Regions from separate parts of the Mus musculus genome. Here all the other regions are linked to region 4. The links are chromatin loops, found by intact Hi-C in ENCODE. Cell type or tissue: heart. All regions are shown on one strand. Links, peaks and the distances in the headings refer to the core of each region. The heading gives the core; the rest is flanking DNA. Region 1 has its middle 35 kb from the start of Gm39459. Region 2 holds the start of Gm34323 (a long non-coding RNA gene). Region 3 has its middle 57 kb from the start of Gm39459. Region 4 holds the start of 1700020M21Rik (RIKEN cDNA 1700020M21 gene).

Evidence for each region. Peaks named below come from ENCODE experiments on the same cell type or tissue, not always from the same donor. Only the 100,000 strongest peaks of a DNase experiment are listed, where the experiment ranks them.
Region 1: it touches region 4 in a loop (1.8-fold over the local background); 3 of 42 quality-filtered maps call a loop at or near these places.
Region 2: it touches region 4 in a loop (4-fold over the local background); 5 of 42 quality-filtered maps call a loop at or near these places.
Region 3: a loop joins it to region 4, with 10 times the contacts of the local background. A loop is called at or near these places in 7 of 42 quality-filtered maps.

What each region holds. Positions count from the first base shown.
Region 1 is chr9:120,795,855-120,803,747 of GRCm38, reverse strand. No RefSeq gene overlaps it. Among named protein-coding and RNA genes, the nearest start is that of Gm39459, 35 kb to the left of the region's middle. In heart, for the core only: a CTCF peak has its summit at 3,348 (motif pointing right); no DNase peak of the experiment used is centred there; H3K27me3 peaks cover 725 bases.
Region 2 is chr9:120,598,381-120,606,273 of GRCm38, reverse strand. Gm34323 (a long non-coding RNA gene) reads right to left here and starts at 4,404. Exons shown (of 3, transcript XR_003948277.1): 1 at 4,285-4,404; 2 at 2,165-2,298. RefSeq lists an enhancer at 1,741-4,365. In heart, for the core only: CTCF peaks have their summits at 3,278 (motif pointing left) and 4,638 (motif pointing left); DNase peaks (open chromatin) are centred at 3,283, 3,543, 4,263 and 4,373; H3K4me3 peaks cover 2,209 bases; H3K27ac peaks cover 2,190 bases.
Region 3 is chr9:120,773,464-120,781,356 of GRCm38, reverse strand. No RefSeq gene overlaps it. Among named protein-coding and RNA genes, the nearest start is that of Gm39459, 57 kb to the left of the region's middle. In heart, for the core only: CTCF peaks have their summits at 3,668, 4,525, 5,510 and 6,330; DNase peaks (open chromatin) are centred at 2,736, 3,666 and 4,656; H3K27ac peaks cover 3,888 bases.
Region 4 is chr9:120,910,952-120,918,844 of GRCm38, reverse strand. It overlaps 1700020M21Rik (RIKEN cDNA 1700020M21 gene), which reads left to right and starts at 3,595. Exons shown (of 3, transcript NR_040742.1): 1 at 3,595-3,630; 2 at 4,375-4,663; 3 at 4,755-5,071. In heart, for the core only: a CTCF peak has its summit at 3,474 (motif pointing right); a DNase peak (open chromatin) is centred at 3,804; H3K27ac peaks cover 1,023 bases.

The sequences.
Region 1 (7,893 bases), core at 1,464-6,463, 120 kb after region 4:
GTAAGTTGTCCCTATCTTTAATATGAGGTTGTTACCATCACCACACATCTTTATGCATTTATACTGTAAACACACACAAACAGAGCATGTGTGTGTGCACGTGTGCCTGTGTGTGATGGCTAATAGTCACTATCAACTTGATTGAATTTAGAACCAACCAGAAGGCACATGTCTGAGCACATCTGTGAGACCATTTCCAGAGACATTTAACTGGGGAAGGAAGACCCCACTTTGAGTGTGGTGGCAGTATACCATGGGCTGGGGTCCTAGGCTACATTTTGAAAAGGGAAAAGGAAAGAGTGAGCTGAGAAGGCGTGTTCTCACCCCCTGCTTCCTGACTGAGGTGCAGTGCGGCCAGACGCCTCACATTCTCAGCTCCATGATTTCCCTGTCACAATGGACTGTACCCACAAACTGTGAGCCAAGGTAAACTATTCCTTCCACATATTGCTGCTAGGGATTTGATCAAGCAGATGCACAGGGGTATGTAATATACACACGTGTCACATGTGCGAACACCACACACACACACATACACTCACACACACACTCATACACCACACACACACACCACACACTCACACACTCACACACTCACACACACATACACTCATACACCACACACAAACACATACACACCACACACACACACAACACACACACACACACACACACACACACATCATTTTGGTTTCTGTGCATTACAACTTTGTGTACACCACGTACCCCAGTTGGGCCTGACTTTACAGGAGTTGGGATTCCCAAGGTTAGACCATTGTTTAGACCAACCTCACTCTTTCGCCTGATATTTTCTTGTGCTTTGCCCTTGGCTTCCATGAGTTGCTGTGTGCTCTGCTCACTAGCCCTGAGACTTCGCCTATGACATCATCAGTGGCACAGGTCCTTTGGGGACTCACTCTGGGTTGACCTTGTTCTGGGCTCTCTCGCTTTCCCCTTTGATCTTCCTCCCCAGTGCCTTCTCTCTGACAATATATAAACTCATGTTCATGTTTCTGTAAATTATTGCACTTTAAAATAATTGGGCAAGGCCTAGGTCAATAAATGAATAAACATCACTTCCCAGAGATAAGAGGGAGAGTGACCCAGACTCCTCACATGGCTGGTGGTAAATTTAACTCTTTCTGCATTCAGGATTTTCTGCAACAACTGGCCAGGTCACCTTGGACTATCACAGAGGCTAATCTGATGTTTTAATAACATTTTAGGATTAACTGCATTATTCAAAACTGCTTTAAAGGAGCGTGAACCATAAACCAGCTGCAAAACACCTTATCGCGCAATGTCATCATAAAGACGTCCCTGCTCTCCATTGCACTGTGGTGACAGGTGGGACGGAGAGGCGGAAAGTTGCTCTCAGGATTCGTATTTAGGACGTAAGGTTTTTAAAGCCATCTCTCTAAAACCATTAGTCACTTCAAAGGGTCTCAGCTTTGATCTTCAAGGAGAAAAAGGCACCATGTTGAGCTGAATCAGAAGACAGTTCCTCCACGGAATGACAGAGGATATAATAATAGGTTTTTGACAGACAGAGGCCAATATGAAGGCTTTATCTCTGAGCTGCTCCAAGCCTCAGGGCTGGGCCAGAGGGCTCGCTTCAGTGACAGGAGGAACCTGCTCACGGCCATATTTGGGCAAAGAAGGAGTTTTTGGCTGAACCAGGTACTTTGTGATCCATCCAGTCTTTTCCTTCAGCAAGGGATTCCCATGCCATGTCTGTGAAGTCTCTGCCTTGGGCCTCGCTCTGGCCATAGGCCAGAGCCTTATACACAGCCTTATACACGCACCAGAAGTGGAAGGAACCAACGGTCCCAGAAATTTTACAACGAAGATTGCACAAATGAACACCCATGTGCATATACCACACGTGGACACACATAATAAATAATAAATAAATCATGGTAAATTGATAAATTGCTGGCTGCATAAACATGAGGGCTTGAGGTAGGGCCCCTAGTACAGGTGTTAAAACCAGGAGCAGGAGCAGTGTCTACAATCCCAGAGCTGGGGAGGTGAAGGCGGGTGGATTCCCACAGCTCACTTGCTCTGCTGAATGGTGGACTCCAGGTTCATTTGAAAATGTTTATTTATTTATTTATTTATTTTTGGTTTTTTGAAACAGGATTTCTCTGTGTAGCCCTGGCTGTCCTGGAACTCACTCTGTAGACCAGGCTGGCCTTGAACTCAGAAATCTGCCTGCCTCTGCCTCCCAAGTACTGGGATTAAAGGCATGCACCACCATTGCCCCATTTGAAAGAGCTTGTCTAAAAAAAATAAAGTAGAGAGTGATTCGGGAAGACACATACACATATACATACACATACACACACTTACAAACATACACTACACATACATACACATACAAACATTCATATACATGTACATACATATACAAACATACACATACATACAAACACACACATGCATACAAACATACACACACATATATACACACATACAAATATACATACACATGCATACACACACATACAAGCATACATATGCATACACATATACATTCACACACATAGAAACATACACACATATACACACCAATAGACAAATAAATATTAGAAAATAATAAATAGAATAAAATGTGCCTAGAATTGGTGAGTAAGCACACTATCTTTCTTGCGCTAGCGCTGGCACAAAGCTGAAGTGCACGTTGCTACATAACACTGCCATCTACGAAGTTCACGCTCCATGTAACACGAGTTACACAAACAATCAGATAATGCTGTAAGTATGTCTACCATCTTGTCATAGGCTGCATTCACAGCCTGCAGGCCACAGGTTGGACATGCCTGGATCCTTCTCCGGAGGTCCCCAGCAGGACCACGTGCTAGTAGCCATAGCAGGAACACTCCTACTCTCAAGTCACTGGCCTCTCCTTCCCTGTCTCACATCCTCACCTCTCCCCCTTCTGAATCCCAGGTTCACCTCCCAGCTAAACTTCTGCACTAGAACTCTCTTCTTACCGTCTATTTCTGGAAGGAGTTACACCTGTGCACACTCCTGCCCAGATGCTAGTTTTTTGTAACCTGTTTGTTTAGTCACCGTTCCAGCACTTCAAAGAGGCACCATGACCAACTCAACTCTTATAAAGGAAAACATGTAACTGGGAGCTTACTTACAGTTTCAAAGGGTTAATCCATTATCACCAGGTCAGGGAACAGGGCAGCAGGTGGGAGGGCATGGTGCTGAAGGAGTAGCTGAGAGCTACATCCTGATCCACAGGAGGAGAGAGAGAGAGAGAGAGAGAGAGAGAGAGAGAGAGAGAGAGAGAGAGAAACACCACATGCATGTGTGGTGCCCCTTGAGGCCAGAAGAGGGCATCAGATCCCCTGGACCGGTTTCAGATGGTTGTGAGTCACCATGTGGGCGCTTGGATCCAGGCTCCGGTCCTCTGCCAGAGCAGCCCTTAACCTCTGAGCCATATCTCCAGCGCGTGTTTGAATTTCTTTCTAAAAGAATAGAGGCAGAGTCTGTGATACTAATAAGGGAGTCACAACCTAGCAAATTTGAGCCTCTTTGTAGGCTCTCAGCCCTACTCTTGAATGTGTCTGTGGAAGGACCATTCTGGTATCTAAAGTGTTAATTAGAGCAACATTCACAAGTAATGAGCTAAGCATCTCAGCATCTGAGATACTAGATGGCTGACTGCTGCCGATACAGTCCGTTCTGCCTTTCACATTAAAAGTTAGATATGCACCATTTCCTTCCCAGTCCTGAGATTCTGCCAGTCCCATTTGAAAGGGGATGTTTTATAGCAGGCATGAGTTTGGATTCCCCAGTCTAACCTGCCTTTCCTTCCTTACACAGAACTCCAGTGAGCTCAGCTTCCCACTGGCCAGCGATGATCAGAGAGGAAGACGTCCTGTAGGAATGTCTTACAACCTTGTCTCCTTGCCCACCAGACTGCATATCCTGAGAGTGTATGTGTGGGTCACATATTTTATTTTCCTCCGTGTTCTTAGATACAGGACTGTGTTCAAGGCTTAATGAGAACTCAGGGAACTTGGGTTAGGTTTACTGACTTCTCGCACATTCATCAGCCATGTGCAGAGGGAGTCAGAGTCCCTGAAAGAGAGGGCACTTCTTGAAGGGACAGGAGAATTCTGTTTGGGTCTGAAGAACCCAAAGTCAAACATGTGGCCAATGGTGAACACCTACAGATGTCCTTGCGCTTAGTAATTTATTCCCGAGAGATCTCTTACGCAGCAAGAAGCCATGGAAAGCCGTAGGGTGTCCTCTTGGCTCATGTTAGTATGTGTTCAACTCTGTGGATCTTAATGCTAGCAGCCTGGGGTAGCTCTCGTGCTAGTAGGATGCAGCCTGTGTGCTCAACACCCTTCAGTCCCTTTTCCAGCCCGCTTCAACACTGGGAATGCTGGGAAGGCAATGGCAGAGTTGCTGCAGAGTTGATGAGGGCGGTAACCACTTGGACCTCGCCACCTCTGTGGGGATGCTGGGCGGAGTCCGCCTGAGGGGTCAGTTGGGAAACAGAAATTGTTGCCCCGGAGCTGACTACATAGGATTGCTTTTCATTTGGAACGACTGAAGAATGGGGCAGATGCCCAGGTGTGCTGGCCCTTTCATGTTCACATCAAATGCTACCGGTGAGTTCCGGGATGCGGGTTGGGGGAGGGGGGAGGAGAAGGGGGGCAGGCAGTTGCTGCTCCAAAGCAGGGGTAGGGCTTATCATCCGAGACACAGTTCAGCCTGTCCAAAACACAGCTGGCTGTAAATTCTAGGCTGCGATTTCCTGGGGCGGACAGGTAAGAGTGTTCCTAGATGAAAGAGCCAGGGCTGATGAGACAGGGGGAAGAAACGCCGTGGGTGTGCCTGTTCTTTATTTATTCGTTCATCCGTTATCTTCACAAGCATCTACTGCCTTGTCCAGGAAGCATCGCTCATGGGCCTGTAGAAGGATCTTCACCTGGCAAGCTTACAGACCCTGAGGCCCACCCCAGTCCTGCCGAAGCACTTATCACCTTAACTACAAAGCTTGGGGGCTCTCATCCACATGAAAGGCAGAAGGCCTGATCTATAGGAGAGCTCCGACCCCCTAAGTAGGGCTGCCCACAGGGATGCTGTGAAGGAGCACCTGGCAGGCACTGCATCCCACTGTGAGGTGCTGGAGAGGGCTGGGCAAGGTGCCTCCTACAGGTGCAGTCTCTTAGGAAGCGGCAGCAACAGATGGCTTATTATTGCTTTCAGTGTTCCACTTACATCTGCCCACACTGGGACTCACGACAACAGTCCGTGCATTGGCAATGTTGCCAGGGAGATCTGAGGAGTCCCTTTCCTCGGAGTCATGAGAAATGAAGCAGCGACGGGCACAGTCCCGTCCCTGGTGGCCTCTCCTCACCCTTACTGAATCTTCTAGGCTCAAAGAGAAGGGATGGCCCCTTCTCTTTCTGAAGGGACTCTTCCAGGAATGTTCTGTCCCTGGGTATGCAAAAGAGCAGCTGTCCAGAAGTGGAGCAGGGCCTGACAAAAACCCTCCCGATATGGAGCTCTGAGAGTCTGCAAGTCACTCGGCAAGTCTCCTGCACCCGCCTCCTGGATGAGGAGGGTGCCTACTAGCTGCTGCCAGTGTGTGTGTGTGTGTGTGTGTGTGTGTGTGTGTGTGAATCCTTAGCTGCCCTAGCAGCCCCAAGCTCCTTTTCCCAGCCCTTTCCATGAATTCAATCAGAATGCTATTTCTGGGGTGCCTCACTCCCTTTTGGCATGTGCATACAATAAGCATGTATGTTTGCATATGTGTTTGCATGTCTGGCAGCCCATGTATGTGCACATACGTGTTTGTGCTTGTGGGGGCAGCTGAGGATGGCACCGAATGTCTTCCTTGATAGCTTCCACATTCCTCACTGAGGAATGGTGTCTTGCTGGACCTCAAAGCTCCCTGACTTTGCTGGTCTAGCCACCCAGCTTGACCCCAAGGACGCCCTGTCTCTGCCTGCTCAGCTCCAGGACTACAGACAGGTTGCCACACCGCTTCACCTTCATATGAACCTTGGGTTGGAACTCCAGCCCTCACACTTTTGCAGCAAGCCCTTTATCTGCTGAGCCATATCTCCAGGCCCCACAGCATCTTCTTCATATTTGAAACTAAGGAGAGAAACTTCTGGAGTGAGGAAATATTTTTCTTCTCTCTCTGCCCAACTGCTAGTTCCAACCTCTGGAACAGCACAGGGTTTTGGTAAAGGAAAAGCAGGCTGGGAGAAGCACAAGGCCCCGCCCCTCCCCTAGGGCTCACCCTTGGCTTTCCACTCAACTTCTTGACTCCATAACACATTCTGTTCTCCAGTGGCCAGTGCTAATTTCCCCAGCATGCCTCTTTTCTGGGACACACAGGACAGGGCCATTTCACCTGTATAGAAAGTCTACAGGATGGGGCTTGTGAGATGGCTCAGCAGTTAAGAGCACTGACTGCTCTTCCAAAGATCCTGAGTCCAAATCCCAGCACCCACATGGCGGCTCACAACCACCTGTAACAAAATCTGATGCCCTCTTCTGGAGTGTCTGAAGACAGCTACAGTCTACTTACATATAATAAATAAATAAGTCTTTTTTTTTTTTTAAAAGAAAGAAGGAAGTCTACAGGAACCAAGCATTTTTTAGTGGTGGCCATGCATCAAAGGCTGAGGGTCACAGTGTAGCATAGCCATTGGGGGTGACCCTCTCATCCCCCGGGAATCCTGCTCACCTACCCTCCCCCACTCTGGAAGGTTCCAGCCAGCCCTCCCCCCTGAGAGGTACACCCCCCCCCCCCCCCCGTTAAGCCATCTCCTCAGCTTGACTGGTTATTCAACCAAAAGTGTCAGATGTTTAGGACAGAGGAAATGCTCCCTGTGCCTTTTAGAGACTTCAGGCTGCAGTTGCTATTTTGCCTTTGAATAAGCTATTTTTATCGACAGAGTGCACACTGACACAAAGCGCGTACCTAAGCGACACAATGTATGATGACTTCACAAAGTGCACACACCTCATGGACCAGCAGCCAAGCTGAGGAATAGATTATCCACTGTCTTGGCAGGGCAGGAGGCTCCATGCTCAGTGATGCCTCAGGCCAGGGATGCAGAGACCACGAACGGTGCCGGTATCCTCCAGATGCAAGAATCCTCCGAACTGGGCCATGGGTTTAGGCTGCGACACCACCCACTGCCATGTCCTTCCTGCTGCCTGGAAGAACCTACTCAGGGTGGAGAGATCAGAAGCCCACTCCTACTTCCCACCCATTTACTCTTTGAAGTCTCTTTTCTGTGTTCTCAGAGCCCCTGTCATCTCTAATCTGACAGTCTGTCCTTCCCCACTGGCACTGGCCCCAAGTGTTCTAGATGGAAACTGTACTCCTTTGATAACCCCCACATGAAAAGGACCACAGGAGTGAAGGTTGGGGGGTGAGACAGTGACAAATGTTCAACCAAGAGTGTCCCTAGGATCAAATGGCAGCTAGAAGAGCAGAACGGCAGAGTGTTTGCCTAACATACATGAGGTCACATGTTCCATCCCCAGTGCCCCACAGGCTGAGGGTAGAGGCACACACCTGAGATCCTAGCAGTACAGAGGTGGGGGCAGGAAGTTCAAGAGTTCAAGATCACCTTCTGCTACATAGAGAGTTTGAATCTAGCCTGAGATCCACAGAAGCCTGTCTCAAACAACAAAGAGAGTGGGAGAGAGACAGATAGACAGAGACAGACAGATACACGGACACATGGGTGGGGGGGGGAGAGAGCTAGAGAGCGAGCAGAATGTGGAGGGAGGGGCTTGGGAGTCTTTCCTCTCCCTGAGGGAGGATATTATATAAGCAGTAAGAGTCTTCTCTAGGGAGGAGACCCCTCAGTAGTGTGGCTCTCCGGAGCCTTTGAG
Region 2 (7,893 bases), core at 956-5,955, 310 kb after region 4:
AGAAGAGAAGAGAAGAGAAGAGAAAAGAGAAAAGGACAGGCATGATGGTGCTTGAAATCTATCTCTGTTGGTCCTGGGCTCCATGGTCCTTCAGGTTGGCCCAATTGGTGACCCCAGGTTCCAGTGAATGATCTTGTCTTATATTCTTTTTTTTTTTTTCATTTCCAATTTTTGTTAATTGGGTATTTTCTTTACTTACATTTCAAATGCTATCTCAAAAGTCCCCCATACCCTCCCCCCCACTCCTCTACCCACCCACTCCCACTTCTTGGCCCTGGCGTTCCCCTGTACTGAGGCATATAAAGTTTGCAGGACCAAGGAGTCTCTCTTCCCAATGATGGCCAACTAGGCCATCTTCTGCTTCATATGCAGCTAGAGGCACGAGCTCTGGGGGTACTGGTTGGTTAATATTGTTGTTCCACCTATAGGGTTGCAGACCCCTTTAGCTCCTTGGGTGCTTTCTCTAGCTCCTCCATTGGGGGCCCTGTGTTCCATCCAATAGCTGACTGTGAGCATCCACTTCTGTGTTTGCCAGGCACTGGCATAGCCTCACAAGAGACAGCTATATCAGGGTCCTTTCAGTAAAATTTTGCTGGCTTATGCAATGGTGTCAGCGTTTGGAGGCTGATTATGGGATGGATCCTGGGTGTGGCAGTCTCTAGATGGTCCATCCTTCTGTCTTATATTCTGAGGAATGACACTTGGGTTTGTCCTTTGATCATACACACGCACACGCACATACATGCATGCATGCACACAGACACATACACATTGAGAGAGAGAAGAAAGGGAAAGAGGGAGGATCTGCCCGTTCTATTGTTGTCCTTCCCTTATCTGTCAGGGAGCAACTAGAAAGTCTCTGAGAAGAGGACATGGAGGATGCTACAGACTGAGCTACATTCCACTAATCCCACATGCTGGCTTACTCCTCGGTCATGGGCCTATTGGGGGAGGCAGAGGGTAATTAAAGCTAAACGAAGCCATAAGGGTGAAACCCTGATTGAGGATGTTGGGGTTCTATAGAGAGGGACATTGACAACTTATGTTTCTTTTTCCTGATCCACAGAGAAGGGGTCACAGGAGGGCACAAGAAAATCGTGGTCAATTTATAAACCAAAAGGAGAGACTTCAGAATGGGGTGAACCTGACCTGTTTGGAACTCACAGGTTCCAGCTTCCAAAACAGTGGGAAAATGAGCTTCCCTCCAGCCACAGAGTCCTGCACCTGCTCATGGGCTAGGGTCCTGGAATGGCCTCCTCTGCATTGATCAAGGCCAGTCGCCAGGATTTTGTTCCAGAAAATGGAATATCTATGACTCTGGGGAAAACTCTGTCTTACTCCACTGGAAACAAGATGAAGTCATAGCCCAGAGGCAGGAAGATCAGGAGTTCAGACCCTCCTCAGCTACATAGTTTGAGGCCAGCCTTAACTACATAAGACTATGTCTCCAAACAAACAGGGCCAGCAAGATGGCTCAGCAGGTAAAGGAGACTGCTGCCAAGGCTGTTTGGCCCCTAGAAGCCTCTTGGTGGAAGGGGAGGACTGACTTCTATTAACTGACCTTTGAACTCTACAGATACACTGTGACAATCATATACTCATCTATAAATAAATTCATAAATAAATAAGAGTAATTAAAAAACAACAACAAAAAAGCCTTTTTGGAGCAAGGAGTCTTCTGACCCTGGCTACAGATCCTCTAACAGAAAGGAGTTCCGCAGACCTCAGATCCACTTGCAATCACAAAGGCAAGAACCAGCACACAGGATAGGAAGGACTTGCTCAGTGTCTCCTGGGAACTGCAGTTGGAGACCACACTCCGCCCCACCATCCAGAACTGAAGCCCAAATGGAGGGGAGCAGAGCAGGAACCCAAGGGCTACAATAAATACTGGGAAAAAGAGTGAAGAGCTACCCCAGGATGTTGAGGAAAGACAAAAGACAGGGGAAAGGCAAAAGGCAGGGTTGAGACAGCCACCTGAGGACCAGCTCAATCTAAAGGCAAAGCAGGAATGGGGGCGGGGACGGGGACGGGGACGGGGGCTGGGGGTGCTCAGCTGCTCAGGATCGAGGTGAGAGGCTTAGAGAGGAGCAGTCTGTGCTGAGCTCTAGGGCATCTGTGAGCGGGGCCCCTCCCACCCATCAGCACCAGCTAGGAAGCTCACCTGTACAGGTGGGGCTCTTCGTGTCCACACAGGCCTTTGCCTTAGGTAGGAAGTTCCGTGTCTATTTTGGGCCACCAGCCGCCCCAAGTAGTGGTTATTCGTTCACGGGCAGGACAGAGCTTCCAGCCTGACCTCTGGAAAGGAGATCGCTAACAGTTGCTGAGACTTATGATCCCCCCGCCCCCCACCATACACACACACACACACACACACACACACACACACACACACACACACACACCTTCGTAGCCACAGGCCACTAGAGTCAGAATGTGTCACTTCCCACAGAAGCAGTGACTAGGAGCAGCTGTTAAAGGTGGTGGACCCTCCTTAAGGCTTCCCTCCCAGCCCCCGGGTTCTATCCCTCAGAAGCCTGGGGCCACCCCGCAATACAATCTTACAGTCATAGCTTCACCTTTCAAAGAAAGATATTTAAAGATGTGGGAAGAAAGGGGGAGGGAACGGGACAAGGGGCCGCTCGGGCTTTGGCGGACTGATTTCTTTTCGTGGGGGCAGGGAGGGGTGGTCTTCCTCTGTTTCACCCCCACCCCCCAAAAAAACCGCCAGCGACTGAAAACTGGTTTTGGATTTTAGATTTTTCTAATTTCAGATCAACGAGATTATGTGTTTACAGTCATCTCGAGTCAAATCAAATCTAAACATGGGGAGTTATTGTAGATTCGTGGGGTGAAGAAGTGGGGGGGGGAGCTTTGAGTCACATGACTTTTATGCGGCAGAAACTTAATGAGAAACACACCACATTCCCAGAACCCTCTTTCTAGTCTGGGCTCCCGCAGAGATAAAAGGTCACAAGAAGAGATGGAGGGAGCGGGCAGGAGCCTGTGGAGCCGGGAGGCGCTGTTTGACTGGAAAGTAGGCCCAAATTTCATCCGAGCTGCTATCGGCTGATAGTCTAACTGATTATTTTCTTTGAATGCCAGATGTGAAGAGCCTTCATAAAGGAACCTCAAACATCATCCATTTAAAAACAAATCGACCCAAGCAGTATGCATTGTGGCACAAAAGGGAACTTTGCAATTCCAGACTGTAGGGAAAGCCGAGCAGCCAGGCTGGGAGAGAGGCCCGGCTGAGACTGCATCCCACTGCTGCCCCCTGCAGGCCGTGAGCCACAGAGCAACCGAGGGAACCGGGCGGCTCGCCCTGGGTCAGCAGATGCAGTCGGAGCCTGGAAGGATGGCTGCAGAGTTCTGGGCTGGGCGTCTGCACACGCACAGCCTCTTACGATCACTAACGCTGCAAGGTGGAGACCTCAACCGCTTTTACAGGAGAGAAATTGCATAAGTCTGTGAACTGAGGGTCGTTATCAGGAAGCTGGCTTATCCAGCCCTCCTCCACACTTCAGTGTCTCTTCCATGGGCCTGTGTCCAAGGATCTCCATCTCAAGGCTCCTGTGTCCAAGCTAAAGCCAATGCACCCAAGAGGAATCTGGCCCGATGCCCCAGCCATGTGCATGCAACTACACTGAGGATACTAACCCCTCCCCCGCACACTGTACTTCTGGAGACAGGCTTCATCCCTAAAACATCTTAAACTGCCAAGCCAGAGTTCAAAAAGACTTGCAGAGCTAAGAACATCGGAGCCACCTCTGATTCCAGCGTCCTACTCCTCTGCATTTGTATGCAAGCACGCACCGCCCTGGCTGTTCATTTTTACATCCAGAGACTGACTGTATACACCGTGCACAGTCCTGGGTGCACTACAGGTCACTATCAGTCACTGGGGCCCAGTAACCTCTAGGGCTGGGCCTGGCAAGGCCGTTCCAAGTGAAGCACCGTGAAGTCAATGTGGGGCCCGCGGCAGCCAGGCCCCGCTCTGCGCTCTCCGGTCCTGCTTCCAGAGACACTGTATGAGATTGGTCTAAGGCTTGTCGTGCCTCCTGAGTATTTCTTCCTTTGCTGAGAACCCTTAAAGGGCACCAGCCTCATCTCTCATCACGACTCCTAGTCCGGTGAGCTGGGAGTCGATCTGCTCCCTCCCATCACAAGGCCTTTGCCCCAGGTTCCTCTATGGCTGTCTGACCTGTCAGTCAAGTCCTTCTCCACACACTGTTTCTCCCTTCCCCCATGCCCCACCCCTGCATTCCTCCAGTGCCCACTGACCTCTCGTCACTACACCTCTGGCCACCTTCCTGTCCTCAGTGCTCTGGAAAGCATTCAGCAAATATTTGGCCACTGTTCCGCAAACGACTTCTCATGTACAAATAATCCCTAGTGGTCAGGGACTGCTCGAGACCCCACCTGTGTGTCTGTTTGCTTTGGGATTGTCTCAGACGTTTCCTTCAGTAACACGCCTTCCTCGGGGCTAGAGACAGAGGCTATTTTAGCCCAGTGTTAGTTGGTCATAATGACCTGTGGCCAGTCCAGGGAGGAGGCAAGGCCAGCGACTCCACAGGTTTTCCCTATCTCTAGGAAAAACTCTCCTATTACCAGCCTGGGCCGGCATCTGAGCACCACCTAGTGGCAGGTGTTGGTCATGGCATCCACTTTGCCGGCCCTTCCACAGCCTTTTCGGATAAAACGAACACTTGAAAAAGTTCCACAATACCTCGTCCTTGAGAATCGTAAGGAAGCCCAGTAATATGGGTAACATTAAACTGTTGACAAAACATGTCAAATGCTTGACTGAACAGCCAGTTCCATTATCTGTTTTAGTATGATTTGGAACACCAAGCATAGAAAAATAATGCAGGCAATGGCTAATTACAGTTTTAGTTGCTTCTCCTGTTAAAACAGTTGCATCTAGAAAGCCTGAAAAGGTGTCAATAGTCACATGTGCATATTTTATTTTTCTAAAGTCAGAAATATGAGTATCTATTTGCAGTAATTGATTAAGTATAAGTCCTTGGGAATTAACACCATTATGTGGTACATGTAGGAATTGAGGAGACTGAGAACGTCTTTACAATTTGACGTGCACATTCAACAAAAATACCAAATTATCATCTCAAGCCATTACTAGTTTGATGAGGAAAGAACGAGATTATATGGCCAATTGTTCTTGTGTAAGGCTTATAATCTGCCTGGGGTACAAATCTGCTGTGGCACTGCCTTCAGGGGTCTTGTCCAGGCAGTCCAGGATGAGTTCTTAAATGTCCAAAGGCAGTCCTTTAAAGGAACAGTACTTTCTCTTAACTTGAGTTGTATATGCATAAACAATTGCAAACTTTGAGAATTAGCAGTATCTAAAAAAAGGAACAATTTCAAGCAATTGTAAGCCCATATATATATATATATATATATATATATATATATATATATATATACACATAATCAGTATACAAATTAAAAGCTTGAGTTTTCAACACTTTGAAAACACTGACTATAGCACGTAGTTCAATTATCTGTGCTGAAGTAGAGGGAAACTCGAAAATCATGAGAATAAACATGTGACCCAATCACGTATACTTCTCTCCCACAGAAGGGCTGTTTATAAATACAGTAGATACATTCTTTATGGGATACATGCATACATTTACAGGGACTACAAAAGCATGCATACAAGAAAAATTTAACAACTTGTCTTTTGGATAATGATTGCCAATTTTACCTAAAAAGTTTGCTATGCAGTAGGCCAAATATCAATATTCTTTTTTTTTTAAAGATTTATTTATTTATTTATTATATGTAAGTAAACTGTAGCTGTCCTCAGACACTCCAGAAGAGGGAGTCAGATCTCGTTATGAAGATGGTTGTGAGCCACCATGTGGTTGCTGGGATTTGAACTCCTGACCTTCGGAAGAGCAGTCGGGTGCTCTTACCCACTGAGCCATCTCACCAGCCCTCAATATTCTTTAATAACCAATTTAATTGCTATTTGAAACAAGGAATAGATGTCTCATCGGGTTTTTTAAGACATTCTCTCCAAAATATTTTCATGATTCTATCCTACAATTCTTTATTAACCCCACAATGGCTTCATAATAGGATTTTAAAACTTTACTTGGAGGTGAAGAAAGGTGAATCCACATTAATGCTCTCTTTTGCCAAAGAATTGCTGTGGGCACATTGAGTAACAATAACTAGAATAAGCAGCTAACAATTGATAACAGAATCTTCCTCTACTTTCTGCAAAGCTATCCTGCCTCTCACCAGTTAATTTGCATCTCCCTTGACAACATCCCACAAAGGCTTAAGTCCTCCTGTGGGGAGCTGAAGGTGAGGTCTTAGCCAATTAACATCTCCTGGAGCCTTATGAAAATAATTTGAAGTAAGCAAATCATCTTTTCTTTCTTGAATTTTCTGTACCACAATTTTTCTAGGATATAACTGAGGCCCCAAGTATTGAGAAAGATATTTCTTCTGAATCTTTTCTGGAGCAACAACTATTCCCCCAAACTTTAAAGCTCGTTGTATAAGAGCAAAGGTTTGTAGTAACATCCCACCAGAGTGATCAGCTAATAAATATTCTCCATATAATAAACAATATACACTGAAAGATTCACAGTCCTAGCTTCTAGGCAATTTTTTTAAAAATATAATGTAAGGCTATTCGCCATTCCTAGACGCAAAACTTTCCAGTGATTACAAGCTCCCTAGAAGCAAACCCTTTATAATTATCAGGATACAGAGGGAAAAAAACAACCTTCCAAATTCATAATTCTACATGGAGTAGGCAGGCCGGATTGCAATGCCTTCAGAAGTTACACAGCCTCAATGACCTTTCATAAATCGTAAGTTTAAACTTTATTTTGAACAACACCTGGATTGGTCTGTAATAATGTTGTTTTGGCTTAAAAATAATTCCTGGAGGTGGAGGCGAGGTGAGGCCCCCAAAACTTCCCTAAGCAGGGTTTGCAAAATAAAAGAAATGCCACACAAGCCTGGCTGAAGCTGCTCTGAGCTTTGCATTATCTCAAATGTAAATATTTCTTAGTCTGAGCATATTGATAACCCCTCCTGCAGTGAGGACAGGTTCCAGGGGAGCAATTCTACTGTCTGTCTATGCCTCTAATTTTTGGACAGTCTTTCCTAAGATGATTTATACTTAAAATATTCCTTATAACCTTGGCGCTATGAAAGCATTGCTTGTACTGTAGTCCCCTGCAAGGCAGCAACCATAGCCAAACCCTGATTATACGAGGGTCCAATTTCTGCACAAAGATCTGCACAAATATCTAGATAAGTCTGTCTTGCTTTGTATGGCTGGATGGCCGCAGCAAGCTGCATTAGCACTCTCATAAGACAATTGTGTAACAAAAGGAACCCCTGCTTGAGGGTCTCTGAAAATTCTACTCGCTCTTTTTAGTAGCCTACCCACAAACTCCTAGTCCATCGGGAGCCTGTTTGATAACAAATAAATTCTCACTGAGATCTCTTTTCCAAACTTGGGGGGTTAAATTTTGCTTCTACCACTGTATCCAATAAAGGTTGTGTAGAAGGAGTAGCAGGCCCATATGGGTCAGAGCTGTTTTTAACTTTTATTACTCTAGCAATCATCCTAATTACAACATTTTGGTGATTTAAGAACCCTGAGCTTGCATTCAAACTACAAACTGCAGCCAATGGAACACTGGCAATTTAACCATAATTTTTAAGTTTCTCTTGCAATACTAGAGCATAACCATAACTTCTGGAAAGCAAATCCCAATTTTAAACAATCCATTCTCTTTAAAATCAATATCAAAAGCATCACTTTTATGTTACAAAGTTTGGCTGACAATTTATATATGAATACATGACAGTGCAACTTGTAATGCTTCATTAAAGAGA
Region 3 (7,893 bases), core at 1,342-6,341, 140 kb after region 4:
ATGTATATGTGAATGTACATATACAGAGTATATGTGTGGGGTGTATATATACAGAGTGTATTGTGTATATATACAGTATATGTGTACATACAGAGTGTATGTGTGTGTACATACAGAGTGTATGTGTGTGTACATACACAGTGTTTGTGTATGTGTGTGTACATATGCAGAATGTATGTATATATGTGTACATAGGCAGCGTATATGTGTATTCATGTATGCATACAGTGTATGTCTGTATATATAAAGAGTATATGTGTATGTGTGTACATATACAAAGTATATATCTGTGCACATGTACAGTATGTATGTGTGTATATATAAAGAGCATAGATTTGTCTGTACATTTAAGAGTATATGTCTGTTGGATAGTTTCATACTAATTTTGATCACGTTTGTCCTTGTAACTCCTCCCAGATCCCCCCGTACCTTCTTCCTCCCCCCTCAACTTTCTGTCCTCATTTTTCCCCCATCAACTCCAGTTTGTGCTGTCCATATCCTCCTGTGTGTGGGGCCATCCCTGGAGTGGGTACACCTACTCAGGGACATACCCTTAAGGGAAACTGACTTTCCTCTGGAAGCCATCAACTGTCCATAGCTTCTTTGTCAGGGTGGGGGCTCATGAGCCCCTTCACCAGAATGGTGAGTGGGCTAGAATGTAGACTGGCTTTATCCTGTTCGGGTGACCTCAGCTGCTGTGAGTTTACCAGTACAGTGGCCCTGCCGTGTCCAAAAGACACTGTTTCCACCCTGTCTTCCTCCCAGCCTCTGGCTCTTACAGTCCTACCCACCTCTCCCTTGAGAGTCCCTGAACCTTGGGTTATATGATGGGGGGTTTGAGGGATGGGGGTATGGAGGGTGAGGGGGTTTAGAGGTATGGGTGGGCAGGGTTAAGAGGAGTGGAGGGTGAGGGGTGTAGGAGATGAGGGTTGGGGGATGTAGAGTAGAGGGTGGGGTGGGGGATGAGAAGTGGGTTTTGGGGTGTGGGAGGGTAAGGAGTGTGGGACTGTGGGTGGGAGGAGTTGGAGGGTAGGGGGTGGGGGCCGGTAGGGGTATGGGGTGGGGGTGTGATGGGGTGAGAGGGTGGAGGTGAGGGGTGGGAGGGTAGGGCTGGGGATGGGAGGGTAGGGGTTGGGGAGTGGGAGGCTCGGGGTGAGAGGAGATTAAGACTTCTTGAAGTTCTCCCCCTGGTGATTTCTCGTCTCCCAAGAACTTCTCTGTGACCCCACATTGATACATACATGAAGTAGATATATAAATGAAACATTTACTGATAATAAACCACAAAGCGATTTATTTTAAAGCAACTTGTTGTCATACATTTAATCTAATATATTTGGAGAGGAGAGCAAATTTGCATATTAATGAGACAGAGGGCCTGCTTGTCTAATACAATGCAATCTAAAAATGTGCTTCTCTGCTTAGGAATGATGATCAGAAAACTCCATAAGCTGGGTGTGGTGACGCACGCCTTTAATCCCAGCACTTGGGAGGCAGAGGCAGGCGGATTTCTGAGTTCCAGGCCAGCCTGGTCTACAGAGTGAGTTCCAGGACAGCCAGGGCTACACAGAGAAACCCTGTCTTGAAAAACCTAAAAAAAAAAAAAAAAAAAAAAAAGAAAAGAAAAGGGGGTGGGTGGGTATGGGGGACTTTTGGTATTGCATTGGAAATGTAAATGAGCTAAATACCTAATAAAAAATGGAAAAAAAAAAAAAAGAAAAGAAAAAAGAAAAGAAAACTCCTTAAGTCCTTGTTCTCCACTTGCAGACGTTTCTGTGAGGGCAGAGAACTTTGTGTGTAAAGTATAAACCCCTTAGCTCATAATATGCAACCATCTTAGACCTGAGCTGAGGCGATTCAGGCTGCATTCTTGGTGCTGTGTGGTGTGAAGGTGTCCAATGTTCATGTCACGTGTTCAAGGCTGCTGTGACTTCACACAGAGCAACACTGAATGAGCTGCCGGGTGCACCCTGGATTTACAGTAGATTTTGAGTTAATGTTTGTTTGTTGGGCACTCTGTTTTGTGACCCACCACAGTCCTCTCGCAAACCCAAGTTTAAGGGGTTTGTGTCAGACCAGGAATCAGCAAACCTTTTCTACAAAGAGCCAGATAGGAGATATTTTGGCTTGAGGGCCATGCAGTCTGTCGTAGCTACAGAGTTCTGCTGCAGCAAGAAGTTACAGAAGACATGTAAACAAGGGGTGTGGCTGTATCTCCACAAAACTTTATTTAAACAAGTAGTGGCTTGGATTTGACCCATGCACCATCCACTGTTGCAGCTGAACCCTATCGGTTGGAGATTCTGAAGAAGTTCACTTCCCAGGCTCCTATAGGGAGCCTCCTGTTACCCTCCACAATTCAAAATATCTCCTCTTATTTTAATTCAATGCCTATACATTTTGTGGGGTGGATGCTGGTATTTAGGGCCAGCATTCACACAGCTGGGTTTCAGCCATCGGCAGTAGCACTGCTGGCTGCAGACAGGACCTGTGTCTTGAAGCCTGTGCCCACAGGCGTACAATGCCCCTCACAGGACCACAAGCATACATGGTTCTCTCACAGCACCTTCTGCTAATGACAATCTTCTGGTACAGTGCTGGTGGGAATGTGTGCCCGGCTGCCTGACCACATTTCAGACATTCCCCAGGGAGCAAAGCTCCTGCAACTGGGCAGTAACACAAACATCAGCTCATTTAACACATTTCCTGCGCACACAACAGCCAGCTTCAAATTGTGGGTGGGAAAGGAAGGTGTAGACAATTGGAGGAAAACAGAGAGGCATGAGGCTGGGAGGAATCCCACAGTAGAATAGCCTAATTATAGTCTCCTCTCCAGGCCTGAGAATCCAGTGAGGCAGGAAGTTAGAGATGCCAGACTGGTTGTAGGGAAGAACAGTGCACCCCTGTAGCAAGGTTCCCTAATGTGACCCCACTGAGGCTCCATTAACTCTGGAATCTCAGTGGTGCCAGAGATTCTGAGTTAGGCAGATTGCACTGGGTCGCCTAGCCTGAGGGACGTGACAGACCACCGCCTACCTACCCTACCGCTAAGCTCAGGCCCCTGGGTTCCATGGTGGGGTTAAGTGATGTGTTGCCACACACAGCATCTTAGGCAAACCCCGAGGATGCACCTGGTCCTCACGCTCCACTCGGGCAGCAAGCACCTTAGGACCTGACTCCTCTGCCCAGTCCCTCCCACTTGTTTTACATGGTGAGTGTCCTGAGACCACGCTTGAGAGAAGTGGAGACCAAGCAGCTGCTTTGGGCTATGAGGAGGTCTAGGGTTGTGGCAGTTTGTTCCTGTGGACACTTCATGTCATCATACTCTCCAGGAAATGCAGCAGACATTTCCATTTCTGTCCCTTGGCTCCTGAGGTGGAATACACCAGTGACACTCTGTCACTGACATGGATGAGGGTTGGTAAGACAGGCGCTGGCAAAGGGGGAAAGGACGCAAAAGGCAGGAGGGGAAGAGACGTGGTATCAGAACAATCATGGTTTGGTTGGTTGGTTGGTTTTTTTAATCCCAATACTGAAGAAAAACAAAAACAAAAAAAGCAGCGGGCTAGCTTCCTCTCACTGCTCTCCCTGCATCCTCTGTTAGGCCAGCCCTGCTCTGGAAAGGATGTGGCCAGTCCTCCAGTCGTCCTCGCCTACGCCTTCAGGTTGATGTAAGAATAGCTGTGCCGAGTCTGGACTCTGATCCCAGAGCTCCTCCTTTCCCGTGTAAGCCTTCTTGGAACGCTTTAGGGAGGACCTTTGCAGTCGGCCCAGAGGGCACCGGCTTCTGGCCTCCTGCTCCTGCTCCTGCTCCTGCTCCTGCTCCTGCTCCTGCTCCTGCTCCTGCTCCTCCTGCTCCTCCTGCTCCTCCTGCTCCTCCTGCTCCTGCTCCTCCTGCTCCTGCTCCTGCTCCTGCTCCTGCTCCTGCTCCTGCTCCTGCTCCTGCTCCTCCTCCTCCTCCTCCTCCTCCTCCTCCTCCTCCTCCTCCTGCTCCTCCCTTGGCCTGAAATAGAGAAGTTTCTGAAAGAGGACCGTTTGGACTGCGAGGTTGGCGGGATGCAGTGAGGCACGCACTGGCGGGACAAGTCTAAAACACTCCTTGCTGTGTTTGGCACTGCTCTCCAGGGTCATTTTGAGCACTCACCTCACAATACAGCGGCTACCTCCCTTTCTCTGTGGGTTATCAAAGCTGGTAGCCTTTAGCCCAGACCTGGTTTGTTTGTTTTTAAACAAAATAAACAACAAAACACATCTTGAAGGGCTTGCAAAGGTAAATGCTGTACTATATGATTTAAAAAAAAAAGAAAAAAGAAAAAAAAGAATAGCTGTGCCCACTCAGGGCACGAGTGTCTGGGGTTTACAGTTTGTCTGCCCTTTTGGCCCGAGTGCCCAGGCTGGAAGCCGCCTGCATGTCTGTGTGTCTGCTGCTCTTGGTTTCTCTAGCTTTTCTCTGGCCTAGTTTCCTGTTCACCTCTGTCTGGAGCTGACTAGCAGGCTTGACTCACAGGAAACCACAGCCAAGTCACCTGGTGGTCTGAGTCACTCTCCCTTGGAGTATCTCAAACAATAATAAAAGTCAAAATGCCCAAGTAAGTAGTGAGTTTTGCAATAGACTGAGTTAAGTATCTCTGTGCATGGTTGTTCTGGGAATTCCCATGTGTGTCAGGTGACTTATCTTTGGCAACTGTGACACAAGCCAGTTGCTTTATCTCCTGGCAACCACCTCCTCTCCCCACTTCCCCTTTCCCTCCCTCCTTTGTTTCTACAAATATTTGCTGCTTCCAGACAGGACCTTCGACCCCGTGAATAAACTAAACATATAGTTCTGTCCTGTGCAAGTTCCTCTGCACAGAAAGGCACAGCAAACACACAAACAAGCAGGGCAAGTTTAGGGGCACTGGTAACCCAGGGTAGTACTGAACCTGGCTGAGGGGGTGTCTTGCTGGCCTGTGAGCCAGGTGAGACCCACAGAAAAAAAGATTCCAGTGAGGTGAGGTGATGATTTGTAGTCATCTGCAATGTTCCCTGTGTGTGTACACGTGTCTGTCTGTCTGTCTGTCTGTATCTGTCTCTTTGTGTGTTTGTGTGAATGTGGTTCTGTATCTCTCTGTCTCTCTCTCTGGGGGGTGGGGGAGGTAGGCCCTCCTTCTCTGTCAGCAGACCCAGTGATCCTCCGGCCTCTGCTACCCACAGTCCAGGCTGGCATTATGGGCCTGTGTGTAGCCAGGCGTGGCTTTTTATGTGGGTTCTAGGGATTGGAACTCAGGTTCTCCCACTTGTGCAGCAAACGTTCTTACTCTCTGAGCCATCTCTGCAGCTGTAATGTGCACTGGGAGAAGAGACTTGTTTGGGGTCATTTGAGGTTACAAAGTATCCCTCAACATAGGTGTCTGCAGAGGGAGGGCATGGGCAACCTAACAGGCCAGAAGGAAGATGGAAAGTGGTCCATTTCTGAAAGGCTCTGTCCTCTGGCTTAGGCTGCAATGAGCAGATGATCCACCGGGGAGCACTACCCTAGGCACAGCGAGGGATGGGGGACTCAGAATCCCTACTTGCCAGTGGCTTTGGGCACCTGTGACATAGTCATTTACCTCTGGCTTTGTTACATCTCTGGTTTGCACATTAGCCTCATTCTCAAACACAAAGGCCCCCCTCCTTGACCCCAGTTTACTTCCCTATCTGAAGCTAGGAGCTCACTCAGACTTCAAGTCGGTCAACAGTCTATAGTGCAGAGACAAGGAACACCACAGACCCCTTTATCTAGTAGGCAGATACCCTGCCTCCATTCTCTGGTTGGAATATTCTAGAAGGTAAGGACCAGAGGTTGGGCCCTTGCCCATAGCAGGCACCTTGATGCTACATTCAGTGGATCCTTCTCCCTTCCCCGAGTTCTGAGACACCCCCCCCCCCCCGCCCCAGAGGTCACCTGACCAAGCCCTTCTTCTCTGATTCAGGGGAAGCCCGACAGAACACGGCCCTTAACCTTGTCGTGAAATGAAGAGTATCTGTAGGTCCCCTCTCAGCCTCCTCAGAGCACCATCGCTAGGATTTTGGAGTTGCCATTTATACCTAAACCAGAGAAAAGGTGACTTTTTGTTTGTTTGTTTTTAAGGGCTTTGGAAATCTTCTGACAGGAAACAGCTGTCATCAAAGTTAAGCTGTGCAAAGGACTTAGAAACAGAGAAAACTGGGAAGGCTGGAGGGCAATGGGACAGGGTCAGCCAGCAGGGGTGGGTGGGGGCAGCCAAAGGGGGCAGCTAGAAGGGAGTGGGGAGGAACCAGCGAGGGTGAGGGTGGGCTGGCTTAGCTAGTGGGGTGAGATTCCAGCTCAACTCAGGGGAGGGTGCTGTGTGCTCTCCTAATTATAAGGGATGTTTTGTTTTCCAAGATCATAGTGCTAAGAGGGTCAATAGCCAAGAAAAGACTGGAATGATGGATGGGCTGTATGAGACTCTAAAAGTGCTGTGAGAACTTTTTACATTCAGAAAAGCATATTGCAATAAGAAAAAAAAATGGGATTTTATACTTTAAAAACCAAACATAAATAAATTTTTAAAAATTAGTCTTTATTCTCAAGATAACATGCTAAGTGCAGGAATGATTTAGAAAAACCAACAAACAAAAAAAATATTTGGGAAGAGACCCTTTTCATCCCATGGTAACTTTCAAAATTCTTACATTTGTAGTGGGGGGAAAAAAATTCCACGTATGGAAAGAAACTTGTGTATTTGGCAACATGTGATTAATTCCCACATAGATAATTAAGGACACTCCTAATTTCTTTTTTAAATTTTGGGACTGGAGAGATGGCTCAGCAGTTAAGAGCACTTACGGTGCTTACAGGAGACCCAGGTTCAGTAGCTAACAACTACCTCTAACTTCAGTTCCAGAGGCTCCAACTCCCTCTTCTGGCTTCTGTGGGTACTACAACACACACACACACACACACACACACACACACACACTAAATCTTTTTAAGAAATTATTATTTTGAAGTATTGGGCAAATGTAATTAATAAGTGGAGCCAACTGGCTGTGTATTTGAGAGCATGGAGTTTATTCTCAGGGAGAAGGGTTTTTCCCTCATAAGCCCTGCAATCAGGAGCTGGAAGGTCGGCTGGTGGAGTGTGCCCAAGGCAGTTGCAATGCTTTTGACCCTGTGCTGGGCAGATGGCTCAGTAGGTACAGTGTTTGCTACACAAGCAGAGGACCTTAGCCTGAATCCCCAGAACCCACATGAAAAGCCAAGTGTTTGCCTGTTACCCCAGAGCTAGGGTAGATGTGCGACAGGGGTTGGGGTGGAGACAGGAGAATGATGACTAAGGCTAACTCAGTGAGTAATGAGTACAGAGAGAGACCTGGATCATGATTAAATAAATAAGCAGAGGATGATAAAGACTCTAACTTCCACATGTACACACATGTACGCATGCACCTGCACACACATGTACGCATGCACCTGCATACACATGAACTTGCACACATACACAGACACACACACACACACACACACACACACACACACACACACACATAAATACTGATAATAATAATCCTCACTGGTTACCTCAAACCTGTAGCAAATCCTGCTCTCCACACATCACTGTTCTTATTCTTTGGGCAATGAAAACAGAAAAATCAACCACAGGCAGCTGCTGTGACATCATCTAGGGTGAGGCAGGGTCATGAAGCCAGCAAAAGTCGAGGTGAGATGAGAGAGTTTGGTGGAAGAGGATGTGCTAGTAATTCTCTGCTAAAAGAAATCCAGGAAGGGGGCTGGAGAGATGGTGCAGCAGGTAAGAGCACTGGCTGCTCTTCCAGAGGTCCTGAGTTCAAATCCCAGCAACCACATGGTGACTCACAGCCATCTGTAATGGGATATGATGCCATCTT
Region 4 (7,893 bases), core at 995-5,994:
ACTATATATGAGGTTTTCTACCAGCAGATCGTGGCCAGTGTGGGTGTATGATTCAGGCAGTTTAGGCTCGCTCACCCTTGGTCACTTGCTAGCTGCAGAGAATGCTCACTGCCTTCCAGGGTAGCTGCAACAAAGAAATGGACTGCATGGGATCGGCAACATTGTGTCTAGCACAGAAAACCACCGGGGAACACCAAGCCTAGTGACCTAAGTTTGATCCCCAGGACTCAGGTGGTGGAAAGAGAAAACCACCTCACACAAGTTGTCCTCTGACCCCCGTGTGTTCCACAGCATTTGCTCACCACCCACACATGCCCACACACACACAAAATAGATAAGTGTAATTTTAAAGAATTAAAAAAATACTAGTGACTAATTTTTTTTTTAACTTAAGGACATTTCTATTCCTGTTGGCGTCCAGCTGGACACATGTGGAGTAGCTAGGTTTTGCGCATGCGTGCTCTGTGCAATGAAGCACATCCTGCCCACAGGGTTTAAACAGAACCTGCCTTGGGGATTAGGATTAGGAGGTACTTCATAAAGAGTAATTGCCTTCCAGAGCAGGAGACACAGAAACTTTGTGCAGCCTGGAGACAGCAAGCCGATGGAGAGACACATGCCAGGAAAGGTAGTGATAGTTCAAACTTCCAGGCTGTGACAAAAGCCTGGGAGCTGATGGGCAAGTGAGTTCCAGGCACAGTGGTCATTCCATAATGTGGACATGTGGTACCAGGGAAGAAAAATCAAGATGAAGGCAGTAACATCCAGAACCTAACACACAGAAACAGCAGCTGCAATAGTAAAATCTCTCTCTGCTCTTTGTTTTCAAACTGAAGTATATGTTACTTATGCAGAATACTATCTCACTGTGATATCTTCATACACATGTAAATGTATATTTGGGGGGGCTGGAGAGATGACTCAGCAGTTAAGAACACTGACTGCTCTTCCAGAGGATCCAGGTTCAATTGCCAGAACCCACATGGTGGCTCATAACCATCTCTAGCTCCAGTTCCAGGGGAACTGATACTGCCCTCCTCTGGCCTCTGAGGACACTGCACACATGTGCTGCACATACCTATGTGTTGTGTCCGGCCAGCAGATCACAGCCTGGGTTCTAGCCTGGAAAGGCATTTGGAAACCTGGAAGAGAAGAGGGGCTAGGTGGCGAGATAAAGAAATGCAGCTAAGACAGTCATTCTGATCAAAGCTCAATTTTACTGTTCCACACGCAGTTATAAAGCAGGGGAAGGGGCCCGATTCCCGCCAATTAATCTTGGAGTCCAATAGCAGGGTGACCACGTGCACGGCTCCGAACAGCAAAGCGGCAGGTTCCAGCAGTGGGCACGGCAGAACGATTGAGCGGGAAACTCCACCCCTGAGCAAGCAGGTTTCAGGCTGGGGGAGGGGAGACTACACCTATGTGCAGCCCAAACACCCATACACATAAAATAAAATAATCGAAATCAATTGAATGTATTTTCTTATTACTTGCTTGTCTCCTCCCCTGCAGGTCTCCTTCTTCTCATGAATGAGCTCCACCCCCACCCGTTTAACCTATATGTTCTTTTTTCTTTAAACTAGATTCTACATATGAAAGGAAGTGTGGTATTTGTCTTTCTGAGGCTGGCTTATTTCACTTAACATGATGATCACTAGTCCCATACAATTCCCTACAAACAACATAATTTTATTCTCTATGACTGAGTAAAACTCCGTTGTGTCAATAAGCCACATTTTCTCTATCAATTCATTCTTGATGGGCAGCTAGACTGAGTACATAACTTGTCTATTGTGAACAGTGGATGCAATGATACACACAGGCATATTCATATCTCTGTGGTATGTTGACTTAGAATCCTTCAGGTATATATCTAGGGGTAGTCTGAATTAATTCACATGGCGGTGCTCTCCCTCTTTCTGTCTTCCCCATCCCTTCACTTCACACTTTCCATACTGATTTCCATAGAGCTATACCATTTGTAACATTCCTACTTTCAGGCCATAAACCCCACCTCCGCTCTGGCTGCCCAGGCCCCACCCCTTCCCCTCACCATCATTTGTCACTTGTTTTCTCAGTGATGATTTGTGATGTCAACTTAATGGGATGTAGAAGCAGCTAGAAGATATGCTCCGGATGCCTGGGAGGGCATTTTTGGTGATTTACCCATAAAGGAAAAACCCACCCCAAATGTGGGCAGCACCATAGCATGATCTGCATAAAAAAGGAGAAAGCAAGCATTCATCTCTCTGCTTCTTCCCTCAAGATGAATGTGACCAGTGGCCATGGACCGTCCTTGAGCCAAACCTTCTTCCTGGAGTTGCTCTTGTCATGGCGATGAGGAAATTTACTTGAGAACACAGTGGCCATTCTGACTGTGGAGAAATGGAACCTCGATGCTTGATTTGTGTTTTCCTGGTATATAAATATGTTGAATATTTTTCACACACTTACTGGCTATTGCAATAAAATATCTGGATGCAGGTTGGCTATATTTGGAAGGGGAAAGTAGCAGACCTTGTTTACCAACCCAGTAACGGCTCCTATCTGCCACTTGAGCCCACACTGAGCAAGGCCCACCTCCCTTGAGCTATGACATAGTTAGACCAGCAAGACAAAAAGGTTGCTTACTGGAGAACTCCATTTAAGCCACAGAGAAAACCGGCACTGTGTTTGTAGTCCTCAGCCCACCTTTAACAGGGGCGTGACACCAGGAACCTCAGGAGCTACATTATAACCGCAAGGCAGAGGACAAGAGAAAGCCAAAAGCATTGGCCTCGAATCTGAAAATTTGTCACTGGAGTAACCAGTTTCTATTTGCTTGAGAAACATCGGACTTCAAGATCCCGCTCCTGGTACTCTTGGGGAAGAGCGCTCCAAGATGGTTGGTTGGTGGGGATTTTTCCTCCCCTCCCCCTTTCTTCTTGTTTGATTCGAGATTTAGCCCAGAACAAGCAGCAAGGTATCTGAGAATTGACTGAAACTATCTTTGTGGCTCTATAGTGCCTGAGAGACCTAAAGCAGACACTTAACATATATACTATTGTGTTACCTTCGACCTTTCTGCTAGACAGAGCGCCACAGTGGTGTACCGTCACACTGTTACGGCAAAAGGGGGTATTGAGGTCTAATCAGTTCAGAAAATACACACAGCTAACAAGATTTCATTACTGTGGGAATCCTCACAGCCTTTAGTGGGCAGGCGGGCTGGAGAGAGAGCCATACTCCCAGGCCTATATGACCTGCAGCTAGCTAGTGCTCTCCCAGAGGACCAGAATTCCAATCCCAGCACCCATTTTGGGTAGATTCAAACCATTTGTAACTCTAGCTCCAGGGAATCCAATGCCCTCTTCTGGCCTCTGAGGGTACTACACTCATGGGCACACACAAACAGATAGAACATCTTTTTTTTTTTAATGGAAAAAATAAGCAACGCATTTATTGCTAATTGTTATGGTGTTAAAAACACACTTCTGAGATGTCTAATGTTTAAGCATTTGCTTCCCAGCAGGTGGCGCTGTTTGGGGGGGGTTAATGGAACCTGCAGGAGGCGGGGCCTCCTTGAAGGAAGTGAGTCCTTGGGAGCTTGGCCCTGTTTCCTGTCTGGTATCTGCTTCCTGTTCCATCGGGGTATGAGGAGGGGAGGTGTACTATCTACACACTCCAGCTGCCACAGAGCTCTCTCTCACACACACACCATGCGGTCCCTGCCGTGATTGGCTATATCGTAGAGGGTGATCCTGAATAAATCCTCATTCACCCGCCCTCCCTGCCCCCAGTTGTTTTTGTCTGGCATTTTGTCACAGTGTCAAGGAAAGTGGCTCTCACGGATGTCTGTGTGAAGCAAGGCACACCAGGCCCTTCCCCGCGGGCTTAGGATGCTTCCAGAACATGTAGCTTCCGGTGGGTGGAGAACAGCGGAGGAGAAGCGCATTAGCTCCTGGCTGTGTTGGCCCACCACACAGACTTTGCCTGGCTTACTATGCGGAGACTGGAAACAAGAAGAAGGTGATCTGCCTGTGAGCTGTGTTGGTGCAGTAGTGGCATAAAGCTCGTGGGAGAAACCAGCCAACATCTGACTGGATTTAAGGCCACTCTGTGAGATGGAACCCATCCCTGATGCTGCTTGGCTGGCCAAGAACCTGAGACTGGACAGGCCAGGGACCTAAGGGAAAATCAAACACTACAGTTCTCCTTAAGGAGCATACCGATGAAATGACTCCTAACAGCATTCCACCATGCTCTTTCCTTGTATAGCCACCACTTGCAGCAGATGGGGCTAAATACAGACACGCACAGTCTCACCTTATGCAGAGAGTGAGAGACCTTAGAACACTCAGCCCTAACCATGGCGTCTATGTTTTCAACCCTCAGGGCTCAAGGAACCCTGCACAGGGGACAGTGCAAAGAGTGTAGGAGCCAGAGGGGACAGAGGACACCAAGGAAGCAACACGGCAAGACCCCGAATGTATGAACTCACAGAAACCGTGACAAAAGGCACAGGGCCAGCATAGTCTGCACCAAGCAGTCCTGGAGCCGAAGGGACAAGTGGCTACAGCCACCATCCCTAACCCAGCAACGATCTCCAGCTGATAACCACTTGCAGATGAAAATATGCCTTTCTCCAAGGGAGTCTCACTGGGGACACAAACCACTCTTAAGGGTAGGGTTCATGTCCACAAACTCAGTGGTGTCTTTAGAGGTTGTCTCCTAAGGTTGAGTCTTTTTAAAAAATATTTTATTTTACTTTGCAGGTCCTTTACATATATGCTACGGCTTCCAGTTTTGTGTTAATGTGTGCCAATGTGTGTGTGTCTGTGTGTTTCTTGTGTTTTTTTCTTGGGCTTTTTCTTCTGTTTGTGTTTGTCCTGTTCTGATTTGTTATTGTTATTTTATTTTAACCATTCCTTAGATTCCTGCTTGCTTTCTAAGGAGAGACAAAAAAGATGTGAATGGAAGGAGAGGTGAGGAGGGGTTTGGAGGAGTGGGGGGAAGGGAGAGCAAGAGGAAACCATAATCAAAATGTATGAAAAAAATCTATTTTCAATAAAAGGGGGGAAAAGGAGAGAGTATTGAAGGTTGTTCACGGTACCACCCTTTTTTTACAAGGTCACATTTCCCACTGAGTTATAAGTATCTCAGCAGTCACTTGTGCTGCCTGCCCCCCCCCCCATTCACTGTATGGCAGTCACCTGTGTTGCCTGCGCCCCATCACCCTCCCTTTGATAACGGAGCTCACTGACACACATCCCACCTTCCACTCTCAGGTCACATAGTGACCGACCTGCCCAGTCACAGCTGTGTAGCTTTCCTCTTGAGTCTCACGTAAACATTTCCTAGCATTGAATCGCAAGCCACCTTTCCACCCTACATCATCATCATCGTCATCATTGTCGTCGTCATCGTCATGCCCTTCCCTGAAGACAGGAAGGCCACCGGAAGCTCTCAGGAAGCACAGGAAAGAGACAGTGGCCGCTGCTTCTATATATTTACATTTTACTGAGGACTGCGTGTCTCGGTGAGTCAGTCGAGGCACACCCAATCCTGCTATTCTAAAGGACTACTGGGTTTCCCACTGGGTCACCCCAATTAAACCTTCCGTACTTACCCCTTCCTGTCACTCTTGATACTTTCCTGGGCCCATACTCTGATTTCTCTTCCCTAGTCGTCCATTATCTTCCACCAGGACTCCCAGATGGGACAAACTGAGACCTATTCTACAAAGCCTTTATGGTATAGGGTATCCAGCTACCTGTGAACAGGTGGGAAGGCTGTGACTATACCTATCCACAGCTGGCAGGTGATAGCCTCACCTCTATGCAAAAGCATCCTGTGTACTCTAATATTTTTTTATGCCAGTTGCCAGCCCATTCCTAAGGAGTATATTTCAGAATCAGGTGTTAACAAAATAATGAACAAAATCAAGTATACAGTCAGCAATTATCAGTTTCCTTTGATGAATCTGCCCTAGAGTTTACTATCACCAATCTGATGTAAAATTAAACAGAACAAAAGAGCGCCTTTGGGAGGGGTATAAATCAGCATTTTAAAACAACCGTTTCATCTACTCTGGGCCTTTACTCTGAATGCATTTACTCTGAGAACGGTGGAGCTCAGAGAGTGACCCTGGCCTGGAGGTTTGGTCGATGCTATCTGGGTTTGGTGAAAGGATCCAGGCGGCCTGTGGGAAGAAGCATGTCTTGGTCTCAGAGAGGTAGCTTGAATCCACACCAGCTGGTCCCAAATCATGTCTGCAGCACTCTTGTGGCTTTTCCAGGGACTTGGAAGAGCTTGGGAAAGAGCCAAGAGCAGTTCCGCGTCTCCGCACCTCTGCCCTGGGCCGGCTACAGGGCTCTCTTGTGCTGCTTCTTGGAGAAGGGTCAGCATGGACTGAGGCTCTTTCGCATATTGGGTTTTGTTCCTCAGTTGAAGGGATGGTAGCCCAATAAGATGTTGCAACAACCTTAAGAACAGGTGGCACATTCCTCTGTGTTGCTGAGATAAAACCCAGTCTAGGCCACAGTCCATCACAGAGTGAAGTTGGGGCGGGTCCAAATAGGACCTTAAATCAGAAACCACAGAGGAGTGCTGCTGGCTGGGTCAGTCACGGGTTTAGTTAGCTTTCTTCTACAACACAGAACCACCTGCCCAGGTGATGCTGCTGTCTGTAGTGGGTGGGTCCTCCCATGCTGATTAACAATCAAGCAATCCTGCAAGCATGCCTAGAAATGAAATGATTGTGAGAACCAGCTAGAAGCACTCCTGGACTCACTCTTAAAGTCAGCAGACCACAAGCACACTCACAAACACATTCACTGCGGCACCGTTCTTAATGGCCAAGATTAGGAATCCGTTCAAATGTCCATCGAGGAATGACTGAATGAAGAAGTTACAGAATATATGTACAACATAGCTTTGTTCTTCCACAAAGAAAAACGACATCACATCACGTGGAAAAAAATGGATGGAAAAAAAGATCATCATGCTAAGTGAAATAAGCCAGGTTATGAAATTCAAGTCTTCTTTTTCACATGTGGAAGCTGCATTTAAAAAAAAAAAAAAAAAAAGGCCCCCAATGGAGGAGCTAGAGAAATTACCCAAGGAGCTAAAGGGAACTGCAACCCTATAGGTGGAACAACAATATGAACTAACCAGTACCCCGGAGCTCTTGTCTCTAGCTGCATATGTATCAAAAGATGGCCTAGTCGGCCATCACTGCAGAGAGAGGCCCATTGGACTTGCAAACTTTATATGCCCCAGTACAGGGGAACACCAGGGCCAAAAAGGGGGAGTAGGTGGGTAGGGGATTGGGGGGGTGGGTATGGGAGACCTTTGGGATAGCATTGAAAATGTAAAAAAACCCGGGGGCTGGAGAGATGGCTCAGCGGTTAAGAGCACCGACTGCTCTTCCAAAGGTACTGAGTTCAAATCCCAGCAACCACATGGTGGCTCACAATCATCCGTAACAAGATCTGATGTCCTCTTCTGGAGTGTCTGAGGACAGCTACAGTGTACTACATATAATAAATAAATAAATCTTAGAAAAAAAAAAGTACCTTTAAAAAAAAAATCCCGCAGGTATGAACATAGGATGGGGACTCTGGGAAGAGAAGATGAAGAGGATGGAGGAGGGGGCGGGGCCATTGGGGGCGGGGCCGTTGGAAGAGGGCAGAGAGAGTATTAGAGGGATGATGTTGCTAAAACTCCTTCTTCAGGTGGAGACATGAACCGAGTCTCCTCATCATCACCCAGGATTCTAATAACAAACAGGGATAGGGATTCCTTCAAAATTCATTCCTAGGAACCAATGAGTTTATTGTGCTCATATCAGAGCCTGAATGAAGGGTTCCTGACAGGGGCGTGGGTGGCCTCGCTCAAAGCAGCCACACTGGA